Regions from separate parts of the Homo sapiens genome. Here region 2 is linked to region 1. The links are chromatin loops, found by intact Hi-C in ENCODE. Cell type or tissue: PC-3. All regions are shown on one strand. Links, peaks and the distances in the headings refer to the core of each region. The heading gives the core; the rest is flanking DNA.

What was found. Hi-C counts contacts between places; a loop is a spot of excess contacts. Peaks named below come from ENCODE experiments on the same cell type or tissue, not always from the same donor. Only the 100,000 strongest peaks of a DNase experiment are listed, where the experiment ranks them.
Region 2: a loop joins it to region 1, with 4 times the contacts of the local background. A loop is called at or near these places in 7 of 110 quality-filtered maps.

Annotation. Positions count from the first base shown.
Region 1 is chr3:99,827,993-99,836,358 of GRCh38, forward strand. The region is part of intron 1 of CMSS1 (cms1 ribosomal small subunit homolog); the gene reads left to right. FILIP1L (filamin A interacting protein 1 like) reads right to left here. Exons shown (of 6, transcript NM_001387850.1): 6 at 819-2,613. The coding sequence ends at 2,422. All of the region lies in intron 1 of LOC105374010 (a long non-coding RNA gene), which reads left to right. Among named protein-coding and RNA genes, the nearest start is that of HP09053, 8.3 kb to the left of the region's middle. In PC-3, for the core only: a CTCF peak has its summit at 4,178 (motif pointing right); a DNase peak (open chromatin) is centred at 4,179; H3K27ac peaks cover 358 bases.
Region 2 is chr3:100,459,608-100,467,973 of GRCh38, forward strand. No RefSeq gene overlaps it. Among named protein-coding and RNA genes, the nearest start is that of TMEM45A, 29 kb to the right of the region's middle. RefSeq lists enhancers at 6,378-6,687, 6,417-6,917. In PC-3, for the core only: CTCF peaks have their summits at 3,495 (motif pointing right) and 3,694; DNase peaks (open chromatin) are centred at 3,504 and 4,334.

The sequences.
Region 1 (8,366 bases), core at 32-8,031:
CTTTAGGAAGTCTCCTGACATGGGAGAAAACAATTTTGAAAGCTTCAACATACAACGTATTTTGTGCTTCATTTCAGAGTAAAATTTTTCCCAAGGTATTTTGTTTTTCTGGGACTATTGTTAGTGCATGTTGTTTTTCCTGTTTTATGCTTCTTTTCAACCTGTTTGGTTTTCACTAAGGGATTCCAATGGGTTTTTTTTCTATTAGCATAATTACCAATGTTGAATGTCACCTGGGCATAACTACTTTTCCTAACCCTGTCATACCATTGCTATCTCTTAGCATGTTTTCTCAAGTGAGAAAATGTCTTGACTGAATGGCCTTCTCTTCTTCATTTACTCATTCTCTATTCACTCTAGATTTATCAAATACCTGCTCTATGTGAGGCACAATACTAAGCACTCTGTACATACGTGTATTTTTTTTTTTTTGATGTTAGAGCTTCATCACTGCACCCTTTTTTTTTTTTTTCCCCACAAACAAGGTCTTGCTCTGTCAGTCAGTCTGGAGTGCAGTGGTGTGATCATGCTCACTGCAGCCTCGGACTTCTGGGCTCAAACAGTCCTCTTGCCTCTTCCTCCTAATTAGCTAGGACTACAGGTGTGCACCACCACACCTGGCTTTTTTTTTTTTTTTTCTTTTCGGAGAGACAAGGTCTTGCCAAGTTGCCCAGACTGGTCTTGAGCTCCTGGCCTCAAGAAATCCTCTCACCTCAGCCTCCCAAAGTGCTGGGGTTACTGGCGTGAGCCACCATGCCCAGTCTTCACCTTCTTTTGTAGTCCATCCCCTTCTACTATTCTCTTCCTGCTTTCCTTTCACTTCGACTTTTCCATTTCAGGCTTTTAATTCACTTGACCTCCCCCTACTGCCCTCTGCCACTTGCCTGCTGGGACTGCTGCCCATCATCCCTCTCAATGCTGCCTATCATCCCTCTCAATGCTGCCCATCATCCCTCTCAATGCTGCCCATCATCCCTTTCAATGCTGCCCAGGCCTCTAGCTCCTTCTCCTCCTTGAAATTGCAGGGGCCTGGGGGTGTTTGTACAGTGGCATTAGTGCAATGAGGTGGACTTAGTTAGATAAGTATGGGGAATGGGAGTTCCTTTACTCTTGCTCTGCTGGCTCCAACCCAGGGCAGCTGGCTAAAGCAGTCCTTAACCATGAGGATTTCTTCCAGGGTCATGCTTCCAGTTTTTAGTGAAGGATCACAAAAAATGTTTAGTGTCGTTCCATTGATTTTTTTCCCCCCTCGATTGAAGCTTTTTGAAATGTTTTTTGAACTGCCTTTTGTGTCAAACATGCCTTGTCTTAAAATGTCCTGTATTACTCTGTCCACACTGAATTACAGGCACACCTTTCTCTCAATTCAATGAGAGAGTTTTCAGTGTGATGTAAAGAATTGCTTTAGCTTTCTGCCAGGGGACTGTGTCTACCCTTATAGATGACTGTTTGAATTCAACATTTTGTATTAATAGTTGGGCATATTCATAGGTTATCAGAACTGGAAGGGACCTGAGGAATTATTTCACTTTCCTGTTTTACATGTGGAAACTCAAGGCTTAGATTGATGAATGCAAAGCTCGTTGTCACATGAATGAAAATCTAGGATTGGAATTTGAGTCTCCTAACCCCAAGCTTTTGTTGAATCAACTGATTTTCGATAGTGTTTATTCAGAGAAGAGATATGAATAAACAATGTCCTGTGAGATGATAAATTCTGTATTTTTTCAAGCACCTGGAATATTGATTCATGTCTCCCTAAAATATCTCAATGTTACTGAGACTAAGTGCCAGTGGTCAGGTATGCTTACTACACCAGTGATTGTCAGGTATTCTGCACAAAGGATATATTCGGCTGTTATTCACTTTTGTTATGCTTTTCCTCCTTTAAGAATTATCACTTTGCTTTTTCCCTCCTGGTCATAAAGAAATCATAGTTTTAGACCTTAAAGTGTGATTTTAATTGTCCTGTCATCTTGATGGAAATAATCTGATTTTCTTGACTCAGATTAGGAATTTTTGCTATCACCTTTTCTTAGCAAAATATGATTAATCAGCAAAGTTCTGTAGAATGAAGAATTACTTCTGTTTTCACCAGAAAACTCTTGAACTGTTCTAGTGAATTCAGTCCTATCCCAGGCTGATTCTAGATAGTTCATCTTTGGGTTAGATTATATGTCGGATGAGGAAATGGGTAGATTTGGGTGTGGGTCTAGGCCTGCGAGTGTTTGTGTGTGCATATACACATATAGAAGTAAAATAATTGTAGACGTGCTGCTTTTTGGGGGATGATCTTCATCAGGTCCACAAAGCTGCTTCACCATTTCCTGGAGAGATGGTCCTTTGGCCTTTCATAGTGGTAATTTTAGCTTTCCACATATTTCTGTAGATGAATGTATCCAGGCAGTGCATTGGTATGAGTTACCTTCTCCCTCCCACGTGGAGGAAGGTGTTGGAGGTGACAGTTCTCACGATGTGTAGCTTCCCACAGCCATTTTGGTAAATAGGCTTATCCATAGGCACTGTGGGGGCTTTAGTGGAAATCTTGGTGATGCCTGTAGATTTCGGTTTAGGGATCCGTGCTGGGATTCTCTGCTTGCATACCTCCTTGATCTTGAATTAAACAAGAGAACAAAAGGTAATTAATGGTACAGTTGGTGGAGAAGTAGAAATTGTTTAGGACATGGAGTCAGTTTGGAGGATTTGGCTTTGAAAGCACCAGTTTCTGGGGATGTATCAGATCAAAGATCGTCAGGTTGAAGAAAAGAATGTCAGTAAAGTAATCTGGTGTGTGTTGAATGTGTGCTGTGTGCACAGTTCTTGATAGAGATAGTGGTAGATACAGAGATGAATAGATATTTGGCAATCACGGTGTAGTAGGACATATACAAGAGTAGTGTCCCAAATTAATCTCAAAGAGCCATGAGATTGCCAGAGAAAGGTTAATTTCGAATGAGATTGTCTTTAAGAGTGCTTCATGAAGAATATGGCATTTGACTTGGGCCTTCAGACTTTTAAAAGTTTTCACAGTATGAGTGAGATGGGCAGCTCCAATGATGATTAGTGGAACAGCTTGGTAGTATGTATCAAGAGCCTTATGAATCTTTTCTAGGATGTAGAGAGGCAGTCAAGGATATTTGATTTTAGCATTGTTTATAATGATGAAAAATGGACAGTTAAATGAATAGGATGTGTTAAATGAATTATAGTATAATTATGACAACATGCTTTGTTAATGAGGCCAAAGCTTCAGGAAAACGTTTACTTAGATATGTTAAAAGTAGAATTTAAAACTGTGTACATGCTTTAATTATTTACATGTGAAGAGAAAAATACTAAAAGAAAATGCACCCATGCTATTGGTTGTTAACCCTGATTAGTGGACTTACAGGTACTTTTGATTTTTCTTACATTTTCTGTGTTCTCCACATATTTTATAGTAAGTATGCTATGAGAAAAAGGAACACTAAATTGTTTTAAAAGACGAAAAAGGAAGGAAACAACTTGGAGATCAGGACATTTCTGTGAACAACCATATTATCCAAGCCATGAGCAGTAGAAGCTGCAGTTGAAGTCAGTGACAGACTAATCAAGTCTGCTAATATTGTGACTATAGCATTAATAATAGCCTTCCCAAGATGGATTTCTGTGATGTCCTGTAACTTTATCAAGATTTAGATTGGGTCTCCAATTTAGTGTTCAAAAATCTATGTTGGGATCGTCTTTAAATTGTAGATTTCTGAATCTTACTCCTATGCATTGTAATTCATTGGTTTGTGGATATGTCCAGCAATTCACATTTTTAATAAACTCTCAGAGTGATTTCTTCAACTCAGGTGGTTGGCCTACCACACTTGGAAAAGTGCTGCCATAATTGAACTTCCTTTAGATGTAAGCTTTATTTTTTCTTCACCTGGAACTCTAGCCTACCTGGGTATGCATAGTTCAATACTGTGAAAGGCCGAGACAGATTGGTATGACACACAGTATTGGTGGAGCTCGTTTCTTTTGAGCAACACTGATACGTGTTGGTGAAGAAAATGTGGCTTGGAATGGTGGTCACTGATACTTTCAGGCCCAGCTGCCTGAAGGTTACTGGGCTCCTACTTGTTTCTACACCATTGATGTGCAAGCTTTTGTTTTCTAGGTAACTCCATTTTCATTACGTAGTTTTTACCTCTAGATGGCAGCAAAGGCTTGTTATTTTATCAGAACAACCCCAATTGTCATTCCTAAATCTTTTTTTTTTTTTTTTTGAGACGGAGTCTCGCTGTATCACCCAGACTGGAGTGCAGTGGCGCGATATCGGCTCACTGCAAGCTCCGCCTCCCGGGCTCCCGCCATTCTCCTGCCTCAGCCTCCCCAGTAGCTGGGACCACAGGCGACCGCCACCACGCCCGGCTAATTTTTTGTATTTTTAGTAGAGACGGGGTTTCACTGTGTTAGCCAGGATGATCTCGATCTCCTGACCTCATGATCCGCCCGCCTTGGCCTCCCAAAGTGCTGGGATTACAGGTGTGAGCCACTGCGCCCAGCCATTCCCAAATCTTTAAAAAAAAAAAAAAAAAGGCCTAGCGCAGTGGCTCATACCTGTAATCCCAGCACTTTGCGAGGCTGAGGCGGGCGGATCACTTGAGGTCAGGAGTTCGAGACCAGCCTGGCCAACACGGTGAAACCCTGTCTCTACTGAAAATACAAAACAGCCGGGCGTCGTGGCGCACTCCTGTAATCCCAGCTACTTGGAGGCTAAGGCAGGAGAATCGCTTGAACCCACGAGGCGGAGGTTGCAGTGAGCCGAGATCATAGCATTGCACTCCAGCCTGGGCCACAGAGCAAGACTCTGTCTCAAAAAAAAAAAAAAAAAAGTTGTTTTTTTTTTTTTTCTTGTATGACTTATCCTTGGACATGTTTCAGTAAATGAGGTATGGAGCATTAAAATGTGTCATCTCTTGGATCATTTTTATAGAGCGTTATGTCAAATAGCTCCAAGAAAGTTTTGTCCAAATTTGGAATGCATATTGCAAGAGAAATACATGCATATGGCTCTTTTAAGACCACACAGTGAATGTTCTACTCAGAGTTGGAGGCTCCTGGGTTTCATCAAAGAGCAGATGTCTTGGAGGAGATTAAGCAAGTTGGAAAGCTCATTCATAGAAGAAAACGATTTTTTAATAAATGCTTAACCCAGTTCAACATGAAGACTGGGATTTGGAATGCCTTAAAAGTCTGAAGGATGTTGAGTTCAATGAGGCAGAAGAAGTGGTTCCACCTAGGGAGCAGTAGAAAGAAGAGGAGTAAATTTGTGGAATATATTAAATTCTAAAAGTGTTGGTTTGTTTTATCCATAGATTCTCAAAAGAAACCTAGCAATCTAGAAGACTCCCTGGTTACAGTGAGTTATTAGAAGGCATTGAGTCATAATGAGCAAAAGAAGTATGGAAAGGTGAAGTGTTTTCAGTTGTATTCAAAGTCTCAGTTCTATAGCCCAATTTCTACATGACTCTTTTGTTCTTCCACTTTATCATGGAGCACAAATATACCAGAACAAAATCAGCATTTATGGAGAAACTATCAGATCTCAGACAGCTGGAGTCAGGATGTTTCCTTTTCTCTAAAGGAAATTAATTTTGTAAGTGCTTTGAACTTTTTGATCTGTATTGACAACGTGTTGTGTAAGAAAGCAGTGTTTTCTCAGGAGCGGTCCTGACTCCAGGGACTGCATCACACCTTAGCTCTAGAGGTTGAGAAGTTGAAGACTCCCAGAGACCTCTGGTCATTTTGATATGTGGTAATTGAGGTGGTGTGGGACGGTGGTTGGATTCAGGGCTGCTCACTCCCTTGGGGACTTAGCTGTGGAATGCTTGGCCAAGGCCATGTGTTATCAGAATTGACAGTGTTTTTGTAGTTTTGTTTTTATCTCAGTGTTTAATGGGAAAGTATATAAGCAATGATGATGGATATGGTGATGAAAAGAAGGAAATGCTAAACTGAAGAAAAATATATTTGAAATATTATTGCCTTCTTTTCTTTTGTCTTTTATATTGTTTGACAAATCACTGCTAATTTATGGGGAGTGGTGGAATGGAAATAAGAGATAATGAATCTGGCAGCTAGCCCAAAATTTCATAATGATGCTTTGGCTTTTTTCTCTTGATTTTTCTCAGAGCTCCCCTATTAAACAATGAAACTTTATCACTACAAGTTTTACGCTTTATACAGGAAAGGGTCTTTCAAAGGAAAGCTGTTTGATTTTATTAGCTCATTCTCATTAACCTCCTATGAGAGATCATTTGGTTTTGAATAGTGTTCTACTTCTATGGCTTATATTAAAGAGTTGTCCAATATCTGATGCAAAGGTTAGAGTAAATAGGTGCCTTTATTCTGTAATGTATCATGGTTTGTGGTTGTACCTAGTCACCTCTCAATCTCTCTTTCTGTGGAAATTATACAGTCAGCAGTGGGGGCAATCCAAGAATAAACATTGAAATAAAGTTTTCAAAATCGCTCCAAACCCAGTTGCCCCCACTTTGTGTCAGACCAAGCATCAGATGTAGCAATACTTTGTTAAAATAAAATATACTAACCTTAAATACTTGTCTTCCTCATTTGTTCTCTTTTTATCCATCTGTGAACTTTTTTCCTTTTACTCAGCTTTTCTTTTTTTGTACCCTTTCCTCCCTCCCCTCTCCTGTGTCTTTCTCATTTCTTCATTTGCACCCACTTAATTGTTTTAGTCATTCTCAGGCTTACATCTTATAACAGCCTTTGGGTAGTATCTAGAGCACAAGCCGTGGAGCCAGTCTTGGGTCTTCATTCTAGTTTTGGCACTAACTAGCTGTGTCTCTTTGAGCAAACACTTTACCCATGTAAACCTCAGTTTCCTCTTTTGTAATCTTCATCTGGGGATTGAAATACCTACTTGTAAGTTTTCTTTGGGGAGTAGAGATATTGTGTAATAAAGTCCCTGGCCCATCTAAAGTTTCGGGTGTTAGGTGTTCCTGTTGTGATCATCATCAGCATCATCTTTGTCTTTTTCCTTATATCACTTCTTAAGATGCCTATTTCTTGGTCATAATCCTAACTTCTTTGATTGTTTTACCTTTCTTGTTTTCCTGCTTTATCTCTCAACTTTCCTCTCTCTCCAATTATTTATAGGCAATATGTTGCTAAGGGTGGGAGTTAAGGCAGCTGAATAAGCAGCACTGATTCCTGGGCTATACTTCTAATCACCTTTGACCCAGAAAAGGCCCACTCACATGTCCTTTATCCTCCTTATGCTACTTTGTCTGGTCCTTGTGAATCTTTCTTTTTTAGAGTTCACCCAGAGACATTATCTGTTCTTTCCTGTTTTCATGTCTTTTGTTTGAAAAATGCAGTAGTTCTTTTAGATCACCTGTAAAGTCCTTTGGCTTTGACATTCTGTGATTCTGTGAAAAGGACAAATGCAGGCCAGCTATGGCTACCAGGTGCCTTTATTAGCCATATGAGCTTTTGTTGAGCACCTACTATGAGCACTATTTAAGTCCTGGGTAGAATAGGACCATGGTTCTTAAATTTTATATGCCCAGAGAGCCTGTTAGGATGCAGAATCCCTGCAGTGGGAATTAATAGGTCTGGGAATGTGAAACTCTGCAAAGTCATATGTGATTCTGATGAAGGTGGTCAATGACTGCATTTTAAGAAACATTGATATAAGGAGTTCAAAAATAAATGATAGCTGATTCTTGCTTTTGAGATGATAGCATAGGAGGGGTAACAAATAATTATGAGGTAGAATGACGTGCAATAATAGAATTACAGACAGCAGTTTTGGAAACTCAGTGGAAAACTAAAAAGTAAGGAAGGTTTTCCAGAGGAAGTGACACATGAGGGATGAGTAGGATTTTAGTATGAGGAACAAAGGAAGAAGAGTATTTCAGCCCTACAAACAGCATGATCAAAGGTAAGAAGGCCCAGTAGTATGTGGGAGGATAGTTAGTATGGTGTCCTGGTGAAGATGTGAGGGTATGTCCAGAGTTTCAAAGGGAGATGAAACGAAAGATGAAGGCCATGGTAGAAGGTTTGGACTTTGGGCACTAAGCAATTTTAAGTGCTGTTTTCTGGGAGGCTGGAGAATTGCTGTGATCAGAATGGTATTTAAGGCTGGATTATAGAGGTGAGGATTTAAGTGTAGTAGATTAACTATCTTACAGTACCATCTGTCCTAAATTCTGGGCTTGGGGAGTAGTAGTACAAATAAGTGGGGAGGACAGAGAAAGAAATAATATGACAGAGTGGAGGATGAGCAGAGAAGTGGAGAATAGTTCCCAGATGTTGAACCTGAGCAGTGGGGAAGGTGATGGACCATCAATAGAGGCGAGACAAAG
Region 2 (8,366 bases), core at 68-8,067, 630 kb after region 1:
CAGTACCGATTTCCTATATTTGCCCATTCTCACACTGCTATAAAGAGCTGCACAAGGCCAGATGCAGTGGCTCATGCCTGTAATCCCAGCACTTTGGGAGACCGAGGCAGGTGGATCATCTGAGGTCAGGAGTTCAAGACCAGCCTGGCCAACACAGTGAAACTCCATCTCTAATAAAAATACCAAAAATTAGCCAGGTGTGGTGGCAGGCACTTGTAATCCCAGCTACTCGAGAGGTTGAGGCAGGAGAATTGCTTGAACCTGGGAGGCAGAGGTTGCAGTGAGCTGAGATTGCTCCACTGCTCTCCAGCCTGGGTGGCAGAGTGAGACGCCATCTAAAAAAAAAAAAAAAAAAAAAAAAAGAACTGCCCAAGACTGGGTAATTTATAAAGAAAAGAGGTTTAAAAGAGGTTTAATCGACTCACATTTGCACATGGCTGGGGAGGCCTCAAGAAACCTACAATCATGGCAGAAGGCGAAGGGGAAGCAAGGACCTTCTTCACTTGATGGCAGGAAAGAGAGAGCTAGCAAGAGCAGGGAAAATTGCTTTATAAAACCATCAGATCTTGTGAGAATTCATTCACAATCATGAGAACAGCACTGGGGAAACTTTCCCCATGATCCAATCATCTTCCACCGTGCAAACACTGCTCACTGCAGCCTCAACCTCCTGGGTTCAAGTGATCCTGCCACCCTAGTCGCCCCAGTAGCTGGGACCATAGGCATACACCACCACAGCCAGCTAATTAAAAAAAAAGTATTTGTAAGGTGGGGGGGTTTCCCTATGTTGCCCAGGCTGTTCTGAAACTCCTGGGCTCAAGAGATCTTCCTGCTTTGGCCTCTTCAAAGTGCTGAGATTACTGGTGTGAGCCCCCACGCCTAACAGAACAAAAATTTTAAATGTGTTTGTTTACCTTCTCGGAGATAAATATGGTTAATGCCTTGGTGTATGTACTTCCAGAATGCTATTTACGTGTACATGTGCACATGAACGTAAGTGCACATCAAACACTTTTTCAGTCATAATCTCATTTCAGTTAAGAATATATCATTAACATCTCTTTAATCGATAAAATTGTTTATTACATAATTTTAAATGGTGTTTAAGTGGAGTCAAGTCACTTTGTTTTTTTTTTTTTGAGACGGAGTCTCGCTCTGTCGCCCAGGCTGGAGTGCAGTGGCGAGATCCCGGCTCACTGCAAGCTCCGCCTCCGGGGTTCACGCCATTCTCCTGCCTCAGCCTCCCGAGTAGCTGGGACTAAGGCGCCGGTCACCATGCCCAGCTAATTTCTTTATATTTTTTTTAGCAGAGACGGGGTTTCACCGTGTTAGCCAGGATGGTCTCAATCGCCTGACCTCGTGATCCGCCCACCTCAGCCTCCCAAAGTGCTGGGATTACAGGCGTAAGCCACCGCGCCCGGCCGTCACTTCTGCCATAAAAACTTTCCCTCATAACATACCAAGAGATACCATTCTTGATAGCCAATAGTAACCAACTTAGCTATCTTCCTTTTCATAGAAAACTTCTTGAAGAGTTATCTACATTTCCCCTCAGTTTTGAGTCTGCTGCAATGTGACTTCTGTCCTTACCCTTTATAGAAACCGTTCTCTTCAAAGTCACCCTTGAGCTCCTTACTGTCAAATTCTGTGAAAACATCTCTTGACTTTGCTTGACTTTCTAGAAGCATCAGACATTGCTGATTACTCCCTCCCTCTTGAAGCCCCTCTCTGGCTGGCTGTTGAGACTTATATTCTTCTGGTTTTCCTTGTACCTCTCCTATCACTGCTGGTTGTTTTGGTGCTTTGGTGAGAGATCCATATACCTTAAATACGGATTTTCTTCAGAGCTCTGTCTAAGCATTTGCCTCAGTTACCTTATCTTCCCTGGGTAATCTCAAACACGTGCAGGGTATCGGCCACCTATGTGCTGATGGCTCCCAAATCTGTCCCTGTGGTGCAGACTCTCTCCTGAGCAGCACACTCATATATAAAAGCATCCTTTGGACATATTAGTTACAGGTTTCACAGACATCTCAAACTCATCTTTTGAAAGTAAACTGTTCTTTATTGCCCTGTCTGCTCTCCTTCTGCCCCTCTTTCTGTGTTCCCTATCTCAGTGACTGGTAGCATCATTTACCAGTTGCTCGTGGAAGAACTTACCTGGGTTTGAAGCCACTTGTACTCCTCCTTTTCTCCCATTCTCCATCTAATTAATCATCAACTTGTGTCTATTTTGCCTCTAAATATCACTTGGATCTACCGAATTCCCTCTATTCTCATTGCTACAACCTGATTTCAGGCCCTTTATATCTTGCTTCATTTCTTACAATAGAAATAATAATATTTTAGATATATTTGGTTAAATCAAATATATTATGAAAATTAATTATCTTTTTTCCTTATATAAATGTAGTTACTAGAAAATTTAAAACAGCATATATGTCTCATATTATATTTCTATTAGATAGCACTGATCTATACCTTGGCTAACTTTCAAACCTCTTTTTATATTACTAACATTTTAGTTTTTAAGTTTAACTGAGCTTAAAATGTATTTAAATTTAATTAATCCAAGGTGCTATTTTGGGTTAATTGGCCTAATACTAGTTACAACATTTTAAGTAAATTTTGTTATACCTAAACTGTCTTTCTTCCGTTCTTCCTTGTTTCCGTCTTTCTTCTCGAAATAAAAGTGCCCTGTCTATTCATATTCTTTCTTGTGCTATAGTATAGCTCATGTAGGCTTCATTATGTAATGGAATGATTTCCTTACACGTCTGTCTTCCTCTCTAGCCCGTGAACTCTTAGTGAGAGAAACCATATCTTAATCATCTTTCCATTCCCAAAACTTAATAGGCACCTATCACATAGTAGCATCTCAATATATAGCTGGCTTTCCATATGCACAGGTTCTACATCAACAGATTCGACCAATCACAGATCAAAAACATTCAAAAATAAAACCAATAATAATAATAATACAACAATAAAAGACCATCCAAATAAAAACAATACAGTATAGCAACTTTTTGCATAGTGTTTACATTGTGTTAGGTATTATAAGTAATCTAGAGATGATTTAAAGTATGTAGGAAGATGTGAATAGGTTATATGCAATTACTATGTCATTTTATATAAGAGATATGAACATCATCGGATTTTGGTATCTGTGAGGATCCTGGGCCAACCTCCTGTGCATACTGAGCGACGACCATATACAGTTTGAGAGTGTGACTCTAAACAAGCAGGACCCTAAAACTTGAATTAATTCTGCCTATTGTAGGCCAAACACTGTCATAGATGACTCTCTCACAATGAAAAACTGTATTTGGAGTTGATATTTTCCCTCCTAAAATGGAAACTTTTTTTGCTTATAAAAGTAATAGCTGACACACTTTCAAGTAATGCAGAAAACAGTATGACAGCCTCCCAGAAAAGCCAAGTGTTGTTATGACCTTAATACAGCTCATTATTACTGTCAAGACATTCTGGTTACTCTACTCTAGGGGGCAGACTTGAACCAGCATTTGGACAGGTAATGCTGGACGCAAGCCTCAGTGTTTGGCCAAAGACAAAATCACTATCGTTACGTTTTTCTTTTCTTTCTTTCTTTCTTTTTTTTTTTTTTAGAGTCTGTCATCCAGCCTGGAGTACAGTGGTGTGATCATAGCTCACTGCAGCCTTGAGCTCCTGGGCTCAAATGATCCTCCCCACTCAGCCTCCTAAAGGGCTGGGATTACAGGTGTAAGCATCAAATCTCTTAAAAGCTTCTTCACTATCATGAGAAAAACATGGGGGAAACTGCCCCCATGATCAAATCACCTCCCACCAGTTCCCTCCCTCAACACGTGGGGATTACAATTCGAGATGAGATTTGAGTGGGGATTCAGAGCCAAACCATGTCAGATGGTAAACAAAAATCAAAGAAAAATATAGCATAATGTCATGAAGAATCAAAAACAGTTAGGAAATAGAGATAACGGGAATGCTTTTTAAGAGTGAGTTTCCAAAAAAGCCTGTCTGATGAGGTGGTATTTGAGCTGAGGTATGAATGAAATGAGGGAAAAGGGTCTCAGGCAGCAGCGCAGCAGTGTAAAGGCACTAAGGTAAGAGCTTGCTTGGCTTCTTTTAAAAATAGCAACATATTCCTGGAAAGGAGTGCATGACAGGTGTGCAATGGAAAACGAAGCTGGAAAATGCAAAGGGTGGATAATCTGTTACCTAGGTGGTTGTTATTCTAAGTGTCATGGGAAGCTATTGGAAGGTTTTGAGTGAATCACATGGTGTGACAATTTCAGGGAGGGATACATCACAGAGGCAATATTGCTATGCCACTTCAGACATATTAGCATGCTGCTTTCCCAAAGTTCCGTCATTAGTCATTGTTAGCTCTGTGGCTAGAAGACAAAGAAGAGTTTCTTGAAGTGGGAAAAGAAATTATGGTACTCTCCTTCTAAGTTGAGAATATCCTCTTGGCAAACAGCATGGTGCATGAATAGGTTTGTTGAATGAGTGAAAGAAATAATGAATGAAACAACAGTGAAGGCATTTTTTTTTTTGAGACAAAGTCTCACTCTGTCATCTAGGCTGAAGTGCAGTGGTGCGATCTCCTCACTGCAACTTCTGTTTCCCGGGTTCAAGTGATTCTCCTGCCTCAGCCACCCTAATAGCTGGGATTACAGGCATGCCCCAACATGCCTGACTAAGTTTTCTATTTTTGGTAGAGATGGGGTTTTGCCATGTTGGCCAGGCTGGTCTCGAACTCCTGGCCTCAAGTGATCAGCCCAGCTTGTCCTCCCAAAATGCTGGGATTACAGGTGTGAGCCACCATGCCCAGCCAGCAAAGCCATTTCTTAAGTATTATAAACATCTTGAAACAGTTTCCTCTCTGCTTTGCTAATTCATGGATATTTACTAAGGGCTGCATGTACTGCAGCGTAATAGGTGGGGCACACCAAGATGAGTGAGACACAGTCCTTGCCTTCAAGGAACTTCAATTTTTGTTGGAAAAATAGACATATACACAAAACAGAATGCTTATATTGAGATTTTGGCTGAGGCATCAAGATACACAGCTGTCCTTCACTATCCATAGGGGATTGATTCCAGGACCCCCTGTGGATACCAAAATCCATGGATGCTCAAGTTTCCTATATAAAATGGTGTAGCATTGGCATATAACCTATGCATATCGTTCTGTATACAGTTGACTTTTGAACAATGTTGGCTTAAACTGTGCAGGTCCACTTATAAGCAGATGTTTTCAACCAAACACAGATGGAAAATACATTATTGAGGAATGTCAAACCAGTGTATATGGAGCACCAACTCTTCTTATACGTGGGTTCCAAAGGGCTGACTTCAAGACCTGGAGTATGCATGGCTTTTGGTGTACTTGGGAGTCCTGGAACAAATCCCCCACATATAACAAGGAATAATAACTGTACTTTTAATCATTTCTAGGTTGTTTATAATACCTAATACAATGTGAATGCTATATAACTAGTTGTTATACTGTATTATTTAGGGGATAATAAAAAGAAAAACAAATTTGTGGATGTTCAGGGCAGACACAACCATTTATCTTTTCTCAAATATTTTTTCATGGTTGGTTGAATCCCTGGATGTGGAACCCACAGATACAGAGGGCTGACTGTAACAGATGCTATGTACCAAAATTAGGAGTTTTGCAAAATTGATAAAATACCTAAATGTAAACCTGAAACTATAAATTTCCTAAAAGAGAACAAAGGGAAAAAGTTTTTGGACACTGGCAGTGGCAGTAATTTTTTGGATATCATACCAAAAGCTCACTATAAAAGCAAAAATAAATAAATGGGACTATATCAAACTAAAAAGCTTCTGCATAGCAAAGGAAACAACAAAATGAAATGGCAACCTACAGATTGGGAAGAAATATTTGCAAACTATATATGTATAAGGGGGTTTAAGCTGCCATATGAAGAAGCCCGTGGGGAAGGAATTGAGGGTGACCTCTTGCCAGTAGTCATCAAGGAAATGCCCTCATTCTGAAAACCTGCAAAGAACTGAATCCTGCTAACAGCCATGTGAACTTGGAAATGGATCCTTCTTTAATCGAGCTTCACATGACTGACAACTTGATTGCAGCCTTGTTGATAAATACCTAGGCAGGTAGGGGTGGGTCCCCGGTGAAATTCAACCTTCAAGTCAGAAACAGTCCCAGGTAAATCCTTGAACCAGATTGAGAACCCGCCCTCCTGTTTGGCGTGCTTTCCTCTGATTGATACTCAGCCTTCAACTATTTTACATATACCTACCCTTTCCTAATTGGTTTCCTACACTATCATGCCCATTTTTAAGTGGTGTCTTTGACTTTTTTGCATACTCACAAGCTAATCAGCACGCACTCCCTATTCTGAGCCCATAAAAAGCCCTGGGCTCAGCCATATTGGAAACTCTCTTACCTTCAGGCAGGGGAACTACCCCTGTGTAACTTCCCCACTAAAAGCTGTTTCATCACTCAGTAAAACTTCCTGCCTTGCTCACTCTTCCAGTGTCCATGTATCTACTTCTTCCTGATTGTGAGACAAGAACCCAGACCAAGCTGAACCTTAGTTCAGAGCAAAAAATTCTGCATCATTTTGGAGGCTTGTCTGGCATTTGTCAGAAGGTTGAGTAAAATGTGGACCCAACAATCTCTTTCACTTTTGTTTCTGAGCTTTCTTATCCTCAGACTTTTTCGGAAGGCAGGGGATACTGCAACCTGCCCCCTGCCCCCCTGTTGCTCTCAGGGGTCAGGAATGTTGGCCTTTGTCCAACCCAGTCTTTTCTATGGCATTTTCCTTCTTTTTTCAGGACTGTAATGGCACCTATCTTTTAGTGGGCATGTTCCACCCCCACCCCAATGGCCACAGGCATGCACACAAGACAGATTGGCAAGCTCCCTGCCCTGCTCCCCTCCTGGCTGGGGCACACAGCACAAGGGTCCCTCATGGCTGGCTGGCCAGCATTTCTCACTTGCCGTCCCCTCCTGCTAGGTGCCCAAGGAGTCTTTCCTCCCCTTGCTGAGCCAAGAAGGAGGAGACAGCAATTAAAAGTTTCTTTTCCTGTTGAAGAAACCCACTTGCATAAGAATAAATAAGAGGTTTCTACCCAAGGCATCTTCCCAGCCCTGAACTTAAGCTTTTTTTTCTTCCTTTTCTCCACCCTGTCAGCAGTTAACACAGCCCTGTAGATATAGGGAGTTTTCTATGCAAGAGTTTTTTTTCCTCCTTTTGGAAGGCATCTTGTTAGGCCACAGGACACCCTTTTTCGCTCCCTTGTTTGAAGAGGACCCAGCTCCTCAGCTTTACCTTAGCATTTGGCTTATGGTAAGGAGGCAGCAGAGGAGCAGTCCCGCTGGCTGCTGGCTGCAGTCTGGCGAGGGACACCTGGGACTTGATGAGTCCATGTACCCACTGAGGCAGTTCTTTTGTCCCAAACTCAATTCCAAGCTTAGAGTTGAAGACTCAGGATAGAAAATTGAATATGAGGGGTCCAGAGGCAGACAACAATGGAAGTTAAAATGCAAAGCATAAGTGACCATGGCTAATTCCTGCCAATCAAACCAAGCCTCCTGTTTCATGGATAGAGGTCATGCCTGTATCCATGGCATAAATGAGGCCTAGGGAACTCAAAGGTTATGACAACAGGCAGGGACAGGGCATATGTGGGTGAGTTCAAATATTCCCACCCCCTTGGCCCTTCTGTTACTATGAGTGAAAGCCACATTGGCACCCATGGGTGGCACCTTGTCAAGGTCGCTGGGACTCAGATACAAGGACATAAGAAAGAAAAGAGATGCCTATTTTTTCTCTCCCTCATGTACCCTGGGTATTCACTGGGAAGTAAAAGGAATTGGGGATGGCTTATCCACTCTTCCCAGCTGGGTAACAATTCATCTTCCCAAAATGGGGTCAGTAGCACTTGCTCTGTTTTAGTCCATGCACCCACTGAGGCAGTTCTTTTGTCTAAAGAACCATTCATCTTTAGTTCGTACCCCCCTTGAATGCATCCTGAGTCCTGGGGGGGCATCTTGGAAAAAAAGCCTTCTTTTTCCTTTTTCCTCCTCTGTCCTCTCTTTGTGGATGGGTAATTGCATCCCCATACTATAGGACACTCTCCTCAGATGCATCCTCTAAACTAGGAAAAATTAATTTACCAAACCTTAAACTGCTTGGCTTAGAATTGAGCTCAGGGGAAGGGAACCCAGAAGCCTGACATGCCAGCAAAAGGGTAAAAGTTTTTTTTTTACCCAGTCAGACTTTTGGCCTTGTTAGGCCAAAGTCTTTTGGCCTCACTCTTGCTGTGCAAACCGATAGAAAAAATGGTGAGGATAACTGCTT